2 separate regions of the Mus musculus genome follow, and region 1 is linked to region 2. The links are chromatin loops, found by intact Hi-C in ENCODE. Cell type or tissue: heart. All regions are shown on one strand. Links, peaks and the distances in the headings refer to the core of each region. The heading gives the core; the rest is flanking DNA. Region 1 overlaps Cdc25a (cell division cycle 25A). Region 2 overlaps Dhx30 (DEAH (Asp-Glu-Ala-His) box polypeptide 30).

Region 1 (6,981 bases), core at 1,764-4,263, 210 kb before region 2:
CACAAAGTCACAAGGCGCTCCAGTGCTGCTCCAGTCTACACATTATGTGTATACATGGCTTTTGTGGAAACTATAATTCCTATTATAACATAGTTTCCCTTAGTTGGACTTCTGTCCACTGATTTGTCTTTCAAACAGCCTTTTTTTTTCCCCTTCAAAAAAGGGTTTCACTGTGTAACCCTGGCTATTCTGGAACTCAGTCTGTAGAATAGGCTGGCTGGCCTCAGGGATTTAGGCACCCGGCCAAATAGACATTTTTACGATTAGTATTTATTTTATACTTTTTTTTATTTTGTGCACGCGCAAAGTGCCCTACCATAGTGTGTATATGGAGTTCAGAAGTCAGCTTGGGGGAGTGCTCTGCTGTGTGGATTTCTGAGCAGCTTTTACCCATCTTGCTCTCCCAAACATTTTTCCTCCTTTCTTGGTGGAGAAGGGGTTCAAGGTAGTGTTTCTCTGTTGAGTCCTAAATGTTCTGGAACTCAGGACATGTAGATGATGCTAGCCTCCAACCCAAAGATCCATCTTCATTGCCTCCTGGGTGCTGGGTATAGAGGCCTGTGACACTACCACCCAGCCCAGACATATTTCTTGAATGTAGTTGATGAACTTAACCTTTACGTTTTGATTGCAAATGATTTTCAGGCTTCTCCAGTTCAGTCTTACGGTGATACCAGTTGTAACTTTGTAGTATCACCATGGGTTCAGCCTCTTTCCAAATGACTCACTCTTGTTGGTCCTTTATATTGATTTTTACTTCGGCTCTCCCAGTTTCCCCCACTGTATTGCGTTCTACCGACTAGTCTCATAACGTCCAAGCAGTTGTTCCTTAAGCAAAGGGCAGAAAAGTCTGGAGAGCTTCCTCTGCAGATGTTGATGTGCTGGCGATACTCTAAAACAGCATCTGGCATGGTGGTGCATGTCTGGTTCCAGCCCTGGGGAAGCTAAGGCAGAGGATCAGAAGTGTAAAGCCAGCCTGAGCTGCATGCGATCCTATAAGAAGCACACTAACGTACTGTTAGGCTAGGAGTGTGGCTCATATCAGATAGAGCACTTCTCTAGTATTTGTGAAGTCCTGGGTTCAAGGGCAGGTATGATGGCGCATGCCTTTAATTTCAGCACTCAGATTCAAGGTCAGTCTAGACTACTACAGGATCTCATTACAGTGACATAGTGAGATCCTGTCACCCAAACAACAACAACAAAAAAGAAAACAACCCACCCATTTGAGTAGGACTGAATATTCACACATGAATGGAGATAGTGGGGGCTTGCATCCACTCTCAAATTCTTATTGTTATTTAACACTAACAACATAGCAAACCAAAAGTCTAGCTTCCTGGAGGGACATTTCAGAGTAGACAGGAGGCAGACAAGCATATTTTAAAAACTTAGAATTGTACAAAATGTTCACAAGTCCTTCAAAATGAGGTCAATGAGTGGAAGCTCCCAGATAGAGGACAGGAGACGAGTGGGGTGAATGAGATGTGAGGCGGCACACAGTAGGACACTGAAAACTGTGGCTTTCGTGCCGCTCAGGCAGAGTGCAGAGAGACACGGGGTTCTAGTAGCTACCGGGGAAGTAGAAGGCCTCGGCTGTTTAAAGGCACAAGAAGGAAGACTTCTACTTGGGTGAGAGGAGCAGAATGAGGGGACCATGGACAGAATGGAGAGCACGCTGGCTCTAAGCTATTGCTGCAGATGGTGTCGGCAGCAGGCAGGTGGAAGGAGTGCCAGGACACCACCTGTGTTGTGTCCTGTCCCCTAGCCTGAAGGAGGTGACCCGACTGTGTCCTTCACTTCTTTTCACTAGGTGCCGATATGTGAGAGAGAGAGATAGGCTCGGCAATGAGTACCCCAAGCTCCACTACCCTGAGCTGTATGTCCTGAAGGGGGGATACAAGGAGTTCTTTTTGAAGTGCCAGGTGAGATGTCTGTGAGCATGTCCCCACGCCCCCATGCTGGGCCATTGGGTCGGTTGTGGCTGCTGCTTGCCGGGGTCTGGGGGCGCACTATGCATCTGCTAAGTGCCAGGCTCCTGCTCACTGGCACCTGCTTGCTGCCTTCCCAGCCTTGCAGCTCTAGGCAGAGGAAGCCAGATGATATGAGGCAGGCGTATCCTGACCGTGTCTCTCCTGTTCCTTTAGTCTCACTGTGAACCCCCCAGCTACCGGCCAATGCACCATGAAGACTTTAAAGAAGACCTAAAGAAGTTCCGCACCAAGAGCCGGACCTGGGCAGGAGAAAAGAGCAAAAGAGAGATGTACAGTCGCCTGAAGAAGCTCTGAAGCCAAATGGTAGCAGCCTGAGCTTCCCTCTGCCCCGTCCCTTTTCCCTTTGCTGCAGAGCAGTAAGCAAAGGGGCCAGCTGTACGGTACCTGGAGAAAGACCTGGGCCTTCCATTCCTTGGACCTGTCTCCTACACTCCCAGGTTGGAGCCTAGGGCACCCTGCCGTTACACTCTTCTGTTCTGTAAGAGTCCTTCCCTGTCAGGACTGTCTGCCAAAGCTGGACAAGCACAGCACAGACTGGAGTCTGCAACACCGTGTTAGGCTGCTCTCACTGAGCATCCCATGAAGAAGGCCTTATTGGGTAGACCCTGGCCTGTCACGAGGAGAGAAAAGCCGCCCAAGTGCTGCTGGCCAAATACCAAAGATAGGCTGGAAGGGAGGAGAGGGCCTCGTGGATGACTCTTAACTTTAATTTATTCAGCTTCATCAATTATTTTATTATTGTTTTAATTCAAGACTTTTACTTTTCTGCTTCATTAAGTCAAAATACTGCCATTCTAGGTAGAGTTTTATCATCCTAGGAGCTACCTCTACTTTTAATTTAAAAAAAAAAAAAAATGGGGCAGGGATAAGAAAAAGGCAAACTTGTTAAGTTGTGAACAGCGCAAGGAGCTCAGTCACCCCTAGGAGGCGCTGCAGACCAGTATTGCTGCTACTCAAAGTCAAGGACTGAGATGCTGGTAAGAGCCTGCACCAGATCCAGGCTTGGCTACAGGACATAAGCTAACCTTCCCAGACCTACTTCTGCATTTTGCAGTGTTCCTCGGGGAAAGTCTTGTCTCCACTCCTCACCCCACGTCCCCATGACAGTGGCTGGTGTAGGAGTCACAGGAAGGCACTTTAGGCAGCTTCCATCAGGCCAGTACTGGAATGCTGTAGTGTGCCCCAAGGTGGAAGAGGGGGGGCATGAAAGAGTGGAGTCCACAGAGTGAGGGAGGAGCATGCCCACTGAATGTCCTTTTAAAAAAAAAAAAGTCATTTTATGAGTCGGAATATCCAATCAGTGTTGGGTGGGCACCCAAGGGTGAGCAGGGGGGCGGGAAGCCCAGGCTGTTATGTATCCTGGCCTACAGACAACTGTGGAATTTCTCAGGAGGGCGTAGTAAATTTTGAAGTCAAAGGTTCAGAGTTTATCATGTTTTAATTTGAGGGTCAGAGAGTGGTGAATCACATCAGTTACCCCCTAATCTAATCCCATGGAAGTGAGGCTCTCGGAAACACCTCTCGTCTGAGGGGCCAGGCTGCTTTGATTCTGCACAGCCTGTTTTGGTGCCTGCCTGTTGATATCCTTGGACACCAGCCTCTCTGCTATCTTTGCTCCATTGGGGTCTAGCCAGGTTTTTCTTAGGAAGAGTCTCCCCTCTTCCCTCTGCTTTCTATTCTGGGGGCGGGGAGGGAATCAGTGATATTGAAGATGGCTAGTTGCTTTGTTATGGGTTTGAGTTGCATTTGGCTATTAAACAAATCTTGTTTGAAAATATGTGGAGAGCAAGGGAATGAGCAGCCCCTTCCCTGGCGTGTTGAAGTATGTCCCAGTTGGTCCCTGGTCTGGTTTGTAGAGATTCTGTTAGCTGAATGCTTTCCAGGAGAATGGCTTGCAGATTGTACCAGCATAGCTAGCATTGTTAACCAACAGTTGCAGGCTCTGCAAATAAAAGTGATCTTGAACCCTTGTTCTCTGCCTAGTTCCTAATATACTCAACTGGGAGTCTCATTTGCCTTTAGGGTCCCAGGGTCACATAGCTAAATTAAGCCAGCCATATTTCTTCAAGAGGATATTAATAAAAAAAATTCAGTTTGCCTTTAGGAATAGCCGAAACAATCCCCCAAAAACAGGCGGTTGACAGGATGAAATGGCCTTCTAGGTCAGTCAGAGTCGCATGATGGGACCTATTAAAATAGTTTTCTCAGTACTCCATGTGGTCTTACAGCCTAGTCCTTGGGTTGCTAAAGGCCTGAGGATTGGCATTCAAGGCCATCCCCCACATGATAGAGAAACAACTCATGAATTATCCTCTGGCTCCCACATATAGTCTGTGGTGTGTGTGTTCATACCAAGTAAGTTTTTTAAATGTAAATTTCTTAGTACTTGGGCCAAGGTGGGAGGATATCAGATTCAGGACCGCCCTGATCTCAAAGAGATTCCAAGGCCTGGGGTGGACCTCGGTGGTAGAGGGCTGTCCAGCATCAGTTACACATGCCAGTCCCTGGGAAACAGGAGGAGAGAAACTAAAGGTGGTCTTTATCCTGACAACTGTTTTGCTTGGTATTTCAAAGGAAATATTGGGGGGAAAGTGAGGGAGGGCTATAGATAGCCAGGGTGGGTGTGAACAGTGGACTAGCCAGGTAGCCTAGATGGCTGGGGTGCCTGCTGTAGGGAAATAGCCAGGCTCTAAACATTAACTCATCCCAAGCAAACCCGAAGAGCCAGACAAGGTGAATAACTGAGGCAGAAACTGACAGCAGACGGGCCAGGACTGGTGAACTGGGATCCTGTGAGAAAACCTTAAGACCTTGGGCAAACAGAGACTCCTAGAGGTGCAGAGCCCCTGGCTGAACTAGGGCTCCCAGAACAGCACAAACAGTCCCTCCGGTGACCCTGGGAAGCCAGCCCAGCTCTCCAGTCAGCCTCTGCGAGGACTCCCCTTTGTCTTCTCAGATTTCAGTCAGCACTTTGACTGCTGCCATAGCTACACTGTGGCCACAAGATGGTGGTGGTGTACCCAGTTTAGTTCCCTCACAGAGGGCTTGCAACTCCTCCCAGGAAGGCAGCTGAGAGGTGACGCCTGGGCCTTCCTTCCTTGTAGCTCAGGTTAACTTAGTTGTTAGACCCCAGCCCCTTATGGTGTATTCGAATGACACAGTGAAGGGATCCACTTCAGTTTGCTCTTGTTAGATCACTTATTATTTCTAGTCTGTGTGAAGATGTCAGATTCCCTGGAGCTGGAGTCAGACAGTGGTGGCAGAGGTGCAACTGTTGGGAATTGAATCTAGGTTCTCTGTAAGAGCAGCCAGCGTACTCCTAACCACAGAGCTATCCAGTCCCACTTCAGCCTTTTTGATGTCTAACTCCACAAACTACCTGGGAGGCTGAAACTGACAGAATTTGGAATTTGGGGCAAGAATTTGAAATATATAGATGCTGCTCTCCTTCTTTAAAGCTTTTTCTTTTTCTTTTTTTTTTTCCAAGACAGGGTTTCTCTGTGTATCCCTGGCTGTCCTAGAACTCACTCTGTAGACCAGGCTGGCCTCGAACTCAGAAATCCGCCTGCCTCTGCCTCCCAAGTGCTGGGATTAAAGGCGTGCACCACCACGCCCGGCTTTTCTTTTTGTTAGAAGTAAATAAATTCTTAAAAAGAGAATCACTAGTCCAGATAAGTTGGAGACACCCACATTAAACAGCTTACTTGAGGTTTGGTTTGTTTCCCAGGCCTTTTGCATAGCCACTGTTTGTAGGTTTGGTGCTGATGCCGACTGCCCACGTTTTATGAATGGGAACACCCATGCTCCATTAGTTCCTGAGTTCCTCTTGTTACTCATTAACAAATGGTGGAAGTGGGAGTAGGCCTTTGCTCTCCGGTTCCAAGTCCTCGGCTCTTTCCCAACTTTCTCTTGCTTTCAACTCGTCTTCCAAAGAACTCAGCTAGTGAGCTTGTTTCTTGCCTGACCAGTACAGTATGAAAAGGAAATGTTTAGGGAATCACCAAAGGATGGCATTGCAGCTAGTCACTGGGACAGAGCTCTGTGTCAGAGTGACTCAGATCGAGCCTGAGGACTTCTGCAGCCTGGGTCAATTGAGAGACCCTGACTCAAAGAGTACAATGGAGAAAGGTTTTGAATCTTTTTTTTAATCTTCTTTTTACTGCTAAAATACTTGCACAAAGAACATTTCCTTCACCCAACATAGAACTGCAGAGTCTGGAGGACAGGTCCAAAAATTAGGGTGGGAAGATGCTCTCACCGTGTGTGTGTGTGTGTGTGTGTGTGTGTGTGTGTGTGTGTGTGTGTGTGTGTGTGTGTGTGTGTGTGTGTGTGTGTGTGTGTTTTGAGATGGTCTTTTTATGTGGTCCTAGCTAGCCTCAATTCTCTATGTAGATCAGGCTGGCCTCAAACAAAGGTCCATCTGCCTCTGCCTCCAGAGTGCAGGGATGAAAGGTGTATATCATCACGTTCAGCTTGGGCTTTTTTTTTTTTTTTTTTTTTTTTTTTTTTTTTTAATTTAGAATGATTGCCTCTGGACAACTCCAGCCATGAATTCCCATGAGACTTAGTTTTCTAACTTCTGGCTGGAAGACCCTGCTTTCCTTTCTTCTCCTTCTTGCTAGGTCATCATAGGAGAGTTCTGAATCCAGAAAGAGGTTGGACACTTGATCCAAGTTTGACATGGGAGACAAATTATCTGGGCAAAGTCTGCCTCCTGGCTACTCATGTCCCCTGAATGTCACGTCTATTTCCAGACCCAGCTGGCCGTGCCCCGGCATTTTGTTGTCCTGAGTCCCAGTTCTAGGTAGGTTTATGCCATCATTCAGCTGAAGTCCGTGCTCTGCCCTCTGGATCTTGGGACACACCCTGCTTCTCCCCTGCTATTTGCCCCATACCTATCCTGGCCCAGAGGGTAAAAAGGGCAATGCTGGTGGAAACCAAGGCACGTCACCTGCCTGGCATTTGTCAATGCCCAAACAACTGGGTG
Region 2 (6,981 bases), core at 1,474-3,973:
AATTTCCAGCAGCCATGTGGTGGCTTACAACCATCTGTAATGGGATCTGATGTCCTCTTCTGGTGTGCCTGAAGACAGCTACAGCGTACACATATAAATAAAATAAATAAATCTTAAAAACAAAAAACAAACAAACAAAAAAAAAAAACCCTGAAAGGGAAGAGTAGCCAGTTTTCTGTGAGTCAAACCAGTGTTTCACTTAGCCATCAATACTTACCTTTTTCTTCGGTCCATTCGTGTGCACATAGACTAACTTGTCTTTTGCATGTGAGATGCCAAGGGCTCTTCCAATCACGCTGTTGAGAAGGTTTTTAGGCTGCGGAAACTCTTTTAATAGGTCCCTAGAAGCTAAGAAAATAAGAATGAATAATTACAATTCTTTTTCTTTCGAAACTCCATAAGGTAGGTAGGTAGGTGTGTGTGTGTGTGTGTGTGTGTGTGTGTGTGTGTGTATCAATCTAAGTCACTCTGGGCTGAAGATGTTGGCTCGGGACCCCCAAGCACTCAATGGAGTTAGGAGTCCTGGGTTGGTTAGTCAATAAACTCTGTGAGTCTGATGTCTAAAAGAGGGTATTCAAAAAACAAACAAAACGCCAAGTGGTGGTTACGCACACCTTTTATTCCAGCACCCAGAAGACAGAGGCAGGCAGATGTCTGAGTTGAAGGCCAGCCTGATCTACAGAGTGAGTTCCAGAACAGCCAAGGCTATTCAGAGAAACCCTGTCTGAAAAACAGCAACAACAACAAATCCAAACAAACAAACAAAACCAAAGTATCTTCCACATCTATGCAGGAGAGCTCAAGGCCCCCTAAGCAGTGCAGAGTTAGAAGGACAGGCAGGCCCTGCAGAGCGGGGTGAGACCCAGATGCTCAAGATCATGCCTCCACTCGCAAGTAACCCCAGCCCTCTGCCGAAGTCCTCTCTAGAGCCCACAGAAAGGCTCCCAGCCAAGACAGAGCATGAGCCACCCCGCCTATCTCCCTGACATACCGGAAAGGGGCATCAGACACCAGGAGGCCATCCCTTCCCTTCCACTTATTCTCGACATTAACCTCTAAACAAAAATGTCTGCCATATCTCATCTAGCAGCAGCTCCTGCCAGACAAGGGCTTAGTTGGACCACAAAGAGGCAATATGGCCCAACTCAAAACAAAATGAAGTGCCCATTCACACAGAGTCAGAAATCTTTAGAGAGAAGGCTTCAGAAGTCTCCTCATTTGCCACTGTCATGTGTGGCATTACATTAAGCTTATATTACTCCACAGTGGAATTGATCTAGAGTACCATGTACTTGCTTCATCATAATTATTTGAGAAATTTTCACCTAGCAGTGGATAGAGTATTCTTCAAGGGGAACCTGAGAATGCCAGCCATGTTCAGATAGGATCTGTATTTAATTCTTATGTCTTTTTAAAAGTTCATTTATTGCTGAGCAGGTGTTAACTTTTAATCCCCTCACTTGGGAGACAAAGACATGTGAATCTCTGAGTTTCAGGCCAGCCAGGGCTATAGAGTGAGACCCTAATTAAAAAAAAAAAAATCATTAATATGTGTGTACACATGTACGTGAAGTCAGAGGTTAGCCCTGGCAGACCTATTCTCTCCCTCCACTGTGATAAGGGGTTGGAATTTGAGTTTATTATCTACCAGACTTGTATGCAAGCGCTTTTACCAGAGGACCCATTTCACCAGTGCTAAATTTTGAAAATATTCCTCCAAAACTCTGGAATAACCTGGTTATCTAATTTGGGATATTTATCTGGAACAGATTTCTGTCAACTAGCACAATAGGAGGGTCCTGCCTGGACCACTCTCCTAAATGCTGTGTTATGAATCATGTAAGAACCAAGTAGTTATAAACAGTTCCTAAGCAGACTCAAGGAGAGTTGAACCCATCTTGCAGCCCTATGCTAAGTAGATATGCACAGACACCACACCCCCAGATCTTCAAGATGGGTAAAGAAAGGCCAGCGAGCTCACTCCACCTATCTTAATGGCCATGATGTACTAATCATGATGTCAGAGCTAACCCTCAATGCCACTCAACCTGGCAGAAGTAGGATATTTAAGTGATTCTTCCCCCCACCCCCCGCCTCGCCCCCATCCATCTACATGCAGGTGTGCTGGGTTCTAGGTGGACCTAAGACACACCAGGCTTTCTAACAGCAAGGCAGAGACTCACAGATGTAAAAAGTTTAAACTACTTTCCAGAATAAAGCCTTGACCGGGCGCTGTCCCGCACCCCTTGCTTGTCTTCCCTAGTCAAGGACATCGGAGCCAAATCTCAGCTTCACTATCCTCACCGTTCACCATGCTTCCGTCACCCTCCCCAGGCTCGCTAGGGGCCACCTCTGATTCGACCTCGGCAGCTTCCTGAGTGCCATCAGAGCGGACAAAGCTTGATGAGAAGCCGCGCGAACATCCTTGTCGCCCGGAAGCGACAAGGGGATCCGGCGGCCGGAGGCGCGGAGAGACGCCGGCAGCCAGCGCCATGAGCCGCCTGGCAGCCGCCATCGCGATCCCACCAGTCCCTGCGGCCCCAGACCGCGACAGTACCTTCGAGGGCTCAGCAACTGGCAGCATTACCGTACGCCCTCTGCTGGCCGGGGGGACTCGGTGCCGACCTGAGAGCATGAAAGCTAGGCTACAGCTAGGATGCATACCACAGCCTAAGCCTCCTCACCTGGAAATCCAAACCACAGACTAGGCATCTGGATCTCAACCAGGAAAGGGAATAGGATGATTTTAGAAAATAGCGCTAGGTATTTGCTCAACGTCCATTCAAAAAACCGAGCCAAGTTCCCTCCAGGTCCTACACATGGTAAATTCCTTACAAACTGCTTTGTAATGCCTGACTTGGTTGTTGATACAGTGCTAAGCAGGGCACCCATCTCCTATAGGTAACCCTGGTGAAGACTCTAGAATAGATAGAGAAGACCTCTTAAATATAAACTGATTTTAATCCCTGGACTGGAGTCAAGGGAGAAAGCACTGTGCCAAGAAACTGAGCCGACTCCACAGTTAAGAGTGGAGACCTGCTCTTCCTCACTTGGGTGAAGGCTGCAATTTTACTTCCAAACTACTGTGCCTGGATTTTATTCTTCTTCTGTCTCTTAAGGCTTCTGAGGACTTGGGAGGGCTGGGAATGAAATTAGATCTGAAAGCAGTGACTATGTTGAGGGTGGACATCAATGTCTCTGGACCTTGGGAGAAAGCTTTGCTGGGTGGTTGGCAGTTTAAGTTGTCTAAATTGGGAAGAAGAAATGTGTTTCATTCTAGCCATGACTTGAATAATCCCCTAGAGAGCTCATTAAAACACATCACTGCTCGGCATGGTGTTTGTACATTTAATCCCAGCACTTGGGAGGCAGAGGCAGGCGGATTTCTGCGTTCGAGGCCAGCCTGGTCTACAGAGTGAGTTCCAGGACAGCCAGGACTACACAGAGAAACCCTGTCTGGAGAAACCTAAATTAATTAATTAATTAATGAAAAAAAAACCATGTTACTAAGCTGGTTGCGGTGGTGCAAACCTTTAGTCCCAGCCTTTGGGAGGCAGAGGGAGGTAGATCTCTGTACATGTGAGGACTGCCAAGGACAGAAAAACTGTGTCTTGGAAAACCAAATGTGTGGTGAGACCTGCCTGTAACTCAGCACTCAGATGCAGCAGCAGGACTGACTGCTTCATGTTCAAGTCTAGCCTGGTCTCCACGGAAGTTCTAGGCTAACGTGGGTTATATACTGCATCAAAAAATAAAACAAACAAACAAAACACCACAAAAACCAGGTCTGGGGATGGAGTTTAGATTAATCATGTTCACAAGATTTGAGCATCAGTACTGTATAGTGGGAGCACGTCTCTGAATCCCACATTGGGAAATGGAGGAAGGAGGACTGGGAGTTCTAAGTCATCTCTGGTAATAGAAAATAAAAAGTTGAGGCCAACATGCGCCTCTGACTTTTTTTTGCTTCTTTGTTTTTGAGACAGGTATAGCCCTGGCTGTCCTAGAACTCACTCTGTAGACCATGCTGGCCTTAGGCCCACCTGCCTAAGGCCACCCAAGTCCACCTGCCTCTACCACCCAAGTCCTGGGATTAAAGACATACACAACCACCACCTGCCTACATGAGCCACCATGCACATGGTGGACAGACAAATATGAAGGCAAAACATCCACACAAATAAGCCAGACAGTGGCCAAATACCTCCAACCTCCAGGTCAGCCTGATATATTGAGCGAGTTCTAGGACAGCCAGGACTGCACAGAGAAACCTTGTCTTAAAAACAAAAAACACGCCGGGCGTGGTGGTGCACGCCTTTAATCCCAGCACTCGGGAGGCAGAGGCAGGCGGATTTCTGAGTTCGAGGCCAGCCTGGTCTACAAAGTGAGTTCCAGGACAGCCAGGGCTATACAGAGAAACCCTGCCTCGAAAAAACAAAACAAAACAAAACAAAACAAAAAAAAACAAAAAACACATGATTCCCCAAGGGCTTTGCATATGGCAGTGTGGCTCATTACTTTGTCAGACAGAAGTCTAACCAGTTTCAAAAATGGTCCTCAAAGACTATAAATAGCCCAATTTTCATCCCAAGGATGAAGTCATTTACCAAGTCAGGGTGGGCACAACAGTGGCGGAGGATAAGTGAGAACTGTGTTGTTTCAGAGCTGAAGGAAACAAGTCTAGAGAAAAGACCCTCACCTAGAAAGCAGCTGTGCCCGTCAAGACTCCTCAGTAACACAATCTGCTCTGCTGGGTCAGCCACAATGGTGTGTGTGTGGCTGTTTTGCCTGCATATTTGTGCAGAGGCAGGTGGATGAATTCAAGGCACAAGTGTGTTCATGCATGATTCTTGGCCTTGCTTCCAAAGAAAGCAAGTGTAAAAGTATACACAGAGCAAAAGTTGTTATGAACTGTTAAGTGTCTAAACTTCATGACAGGAGCATGGGCATCTGCTATGCCATTCTCTCTATTCTTTTTTTTTCATTCTCTCTATTTTTAAAAAACATATTTTAAACAGATGCCTGAAATTTTATGTTAAAAACAAAACAAAACAAAGAAACAAAGGGGCTAGGGGTGGTGGTGCACGCCTTTTATTCCAGCACTTGGGAGGCAGAGGCAGGAGGATTTCTGAGTTCGAGGCCAGCCTGGTCTACAAAATGAGTTCCAGGACAGCCAGGGCTACACAGAGAAACCCTGTCTCGGAAAAACAAAAACAACAAACAAACAAACAAACAAACAAACAAAGGGGCTGGAGAGTGGCTGAGTGGTTAAGAGCAGTGGCTGCCCTTTCAGAGGACCCAGATTCAATTCCCAACACGCACATGGTGGCTCACACCTGTTTGTAACTCCGGTTCCAGGGGATCTAACATCCTCACACAGACATATGCAGGTAAAACACCAATGCACACAAAATAAAAATAAATCACTAAGAAAAAGAAAAGAGAGGGGAGGCCCTTAGTTCTGTGAAGGCTCAATGTCCCAGTGTAGATAATGCTAGGATGGTGAGGCAGAAGTGGATGGGTGGGTGGGGGAGCACCATCACCATCACAGAAGCAGGGTAAGGGAGGATGGGATGGGGGTCTGCAGAGAGGACACTGAGAAAGGGGATAACATTTGAGATGTAAACAAATAAAAAAATCCAATTAAAAATCCAAAAATAAATAAATAATAATAAAAGTAGTTATGAGAATAAACTGGAATAAAATATTAATATTTAAAAAACAAAAAGAAAAGAAAACCAGTACTTAATAGCCTGAGGCAAGAAGATTTGAGAGTACAAGGTCAGCCTAGGATTCAAAATAAGACCCTGTCTCTGAAACTAAGAAAAAGCTGTGGCTATCAGTCAGTGACAGAGTGACTGACCTGCATAAGACCATGGGTTTAGCTCCCACAATCCACAGAGACATGCCAGGAAGAGAACCGACTCAACAAAGCTGCCGTTTGACCTGTACCAGACACACACTATACACACATTTAAACACAGCAACAACAAATACAACCTAAAAAGAAAGCTCATGCCAGGCAGGGATGGTGCAGGCTTTTAATCCCAGCACTTGGGAGGCAGAGGCAGGTGGATCTCCAAATTTAAGGCCAGCCTGGTCTATAGATTGAGTTCTGGGATAGACAAGGCTACACAGAGAAACCCTGCCCCAGACAAAACAAAACTGGATATCAAGAATGTGGAAAAATAATAAAAACCAGTTATAAAGAGTTCTAAGGGCTGGCACTGGCTTGAGCAGATTGTTCACTCCATAAATACCAGCAACTCCTGTGGAGTCAGGGAAGCTCTTCACATAAGGCTTTGGAAGGCTTCTGTTTCTATGATCTCCTCCCAAGTGTTCAGAGTAGGCATTGGCAAGCCATTGACTGCACACCAAATCCAGGCCACTGCTGTTACTATAAGGTCTCTGTTGGTATTTGAAACATAGTATCCTTTACTCAAGCCTTGCCTTGCACTTGCTAGTGCTAGTTAGCCAAGGATGACTTTAAACTACTGACCCTGTTGAGTGCAAGGAGTTCAGGATGTGCCAGCACACCTGAATTATTCAGCACTGGGGGCTGAATTCAAACTAAACCTGAAGTGTATCTTAGCCCCATTAGGAAGTCTGAGTGGAGCACAGCTATGCTAATTTGCTTATGGAATATCAATTGCTACCTTTCTGCTATCATGGCAGAGTTAATTGCAACAGAAAAACATGACAGCAAAACCTGGGCATGGTGGCTCATGAATTTAACCCCAGCCCTCAGGAGGAAGAAGGCATATCTCTGAGTTCCAGAATATCCTGGTCTTCGTACAGGGTCTATGTACAGAGTTCAGGCCAAGCAAAGCTACAGAGTGAGACCTTATCTCAAAAAAACAAAAAACATACACCTCTCTCTCTCTCTGTGTGTGTGTGTGTGTGTGTGTGTGTGTGTATGTATGTATATGTGTGTGTGTATATATGTTTATTAACTTAGAAATATTTCTTTTTATTTAATTT

Evidence for each region. A loop is a pair of places that touch in the nucleus more often than their neighbours do. Peaks named below come from ENCODE experiments on the same cell type or tissue, not always from the same donor. Only the 100,000 strongest peaks of a DNase experiment are listed, where the experiment ranks them.
Region 1: a loop joins it to region 2, with 6 times the contacts of the local background. A loop is called at or near these places in 16 of 42 quality-filtered maps.

The regions. Positions count from the first base shown.
Region 1 is chr9:109,889,932-109,896,912 of GRCm38, forward strand. Cdc25a (cell division cycle 25A) reads left to right here. Exons shown (of 15, transcript NM_007658.3): 14 at 1,814-1,925; 15 at 2,148-3,959. The coding sequence ends at 2,288. Among named protein-coding and RNA genes, the nearest start is that of Mir7089, 3.8 kb to the left of the region's middle. In heart, for the core only: a CTCF peak has its summit at 2,910; a DNase peak (open chromatin) is centred at 3,140.
Region 2 is chr9:110,098,512-110,105,492 of GRCm38, forward strand. It overlaps Dhx30 (DEAH (Asp-Glu-Ala-His) box polypeptide 30), which reads right to left. Exons shown (of 23, transcript NM_001252682.1): 6 at 218-348. Among named protein-coding and RNA genes, the nearest start is that of Dhx30, 16 kb to the right of the region's middle. In heart, for the core only: a CTCF peak has its summit at 2,604 (motif pointing left); a DNase peak (open chromatin) is centred at 2,550; H3K4me3 peaks cover 1,315 bases; H3K27ac peaks cover 732 bases.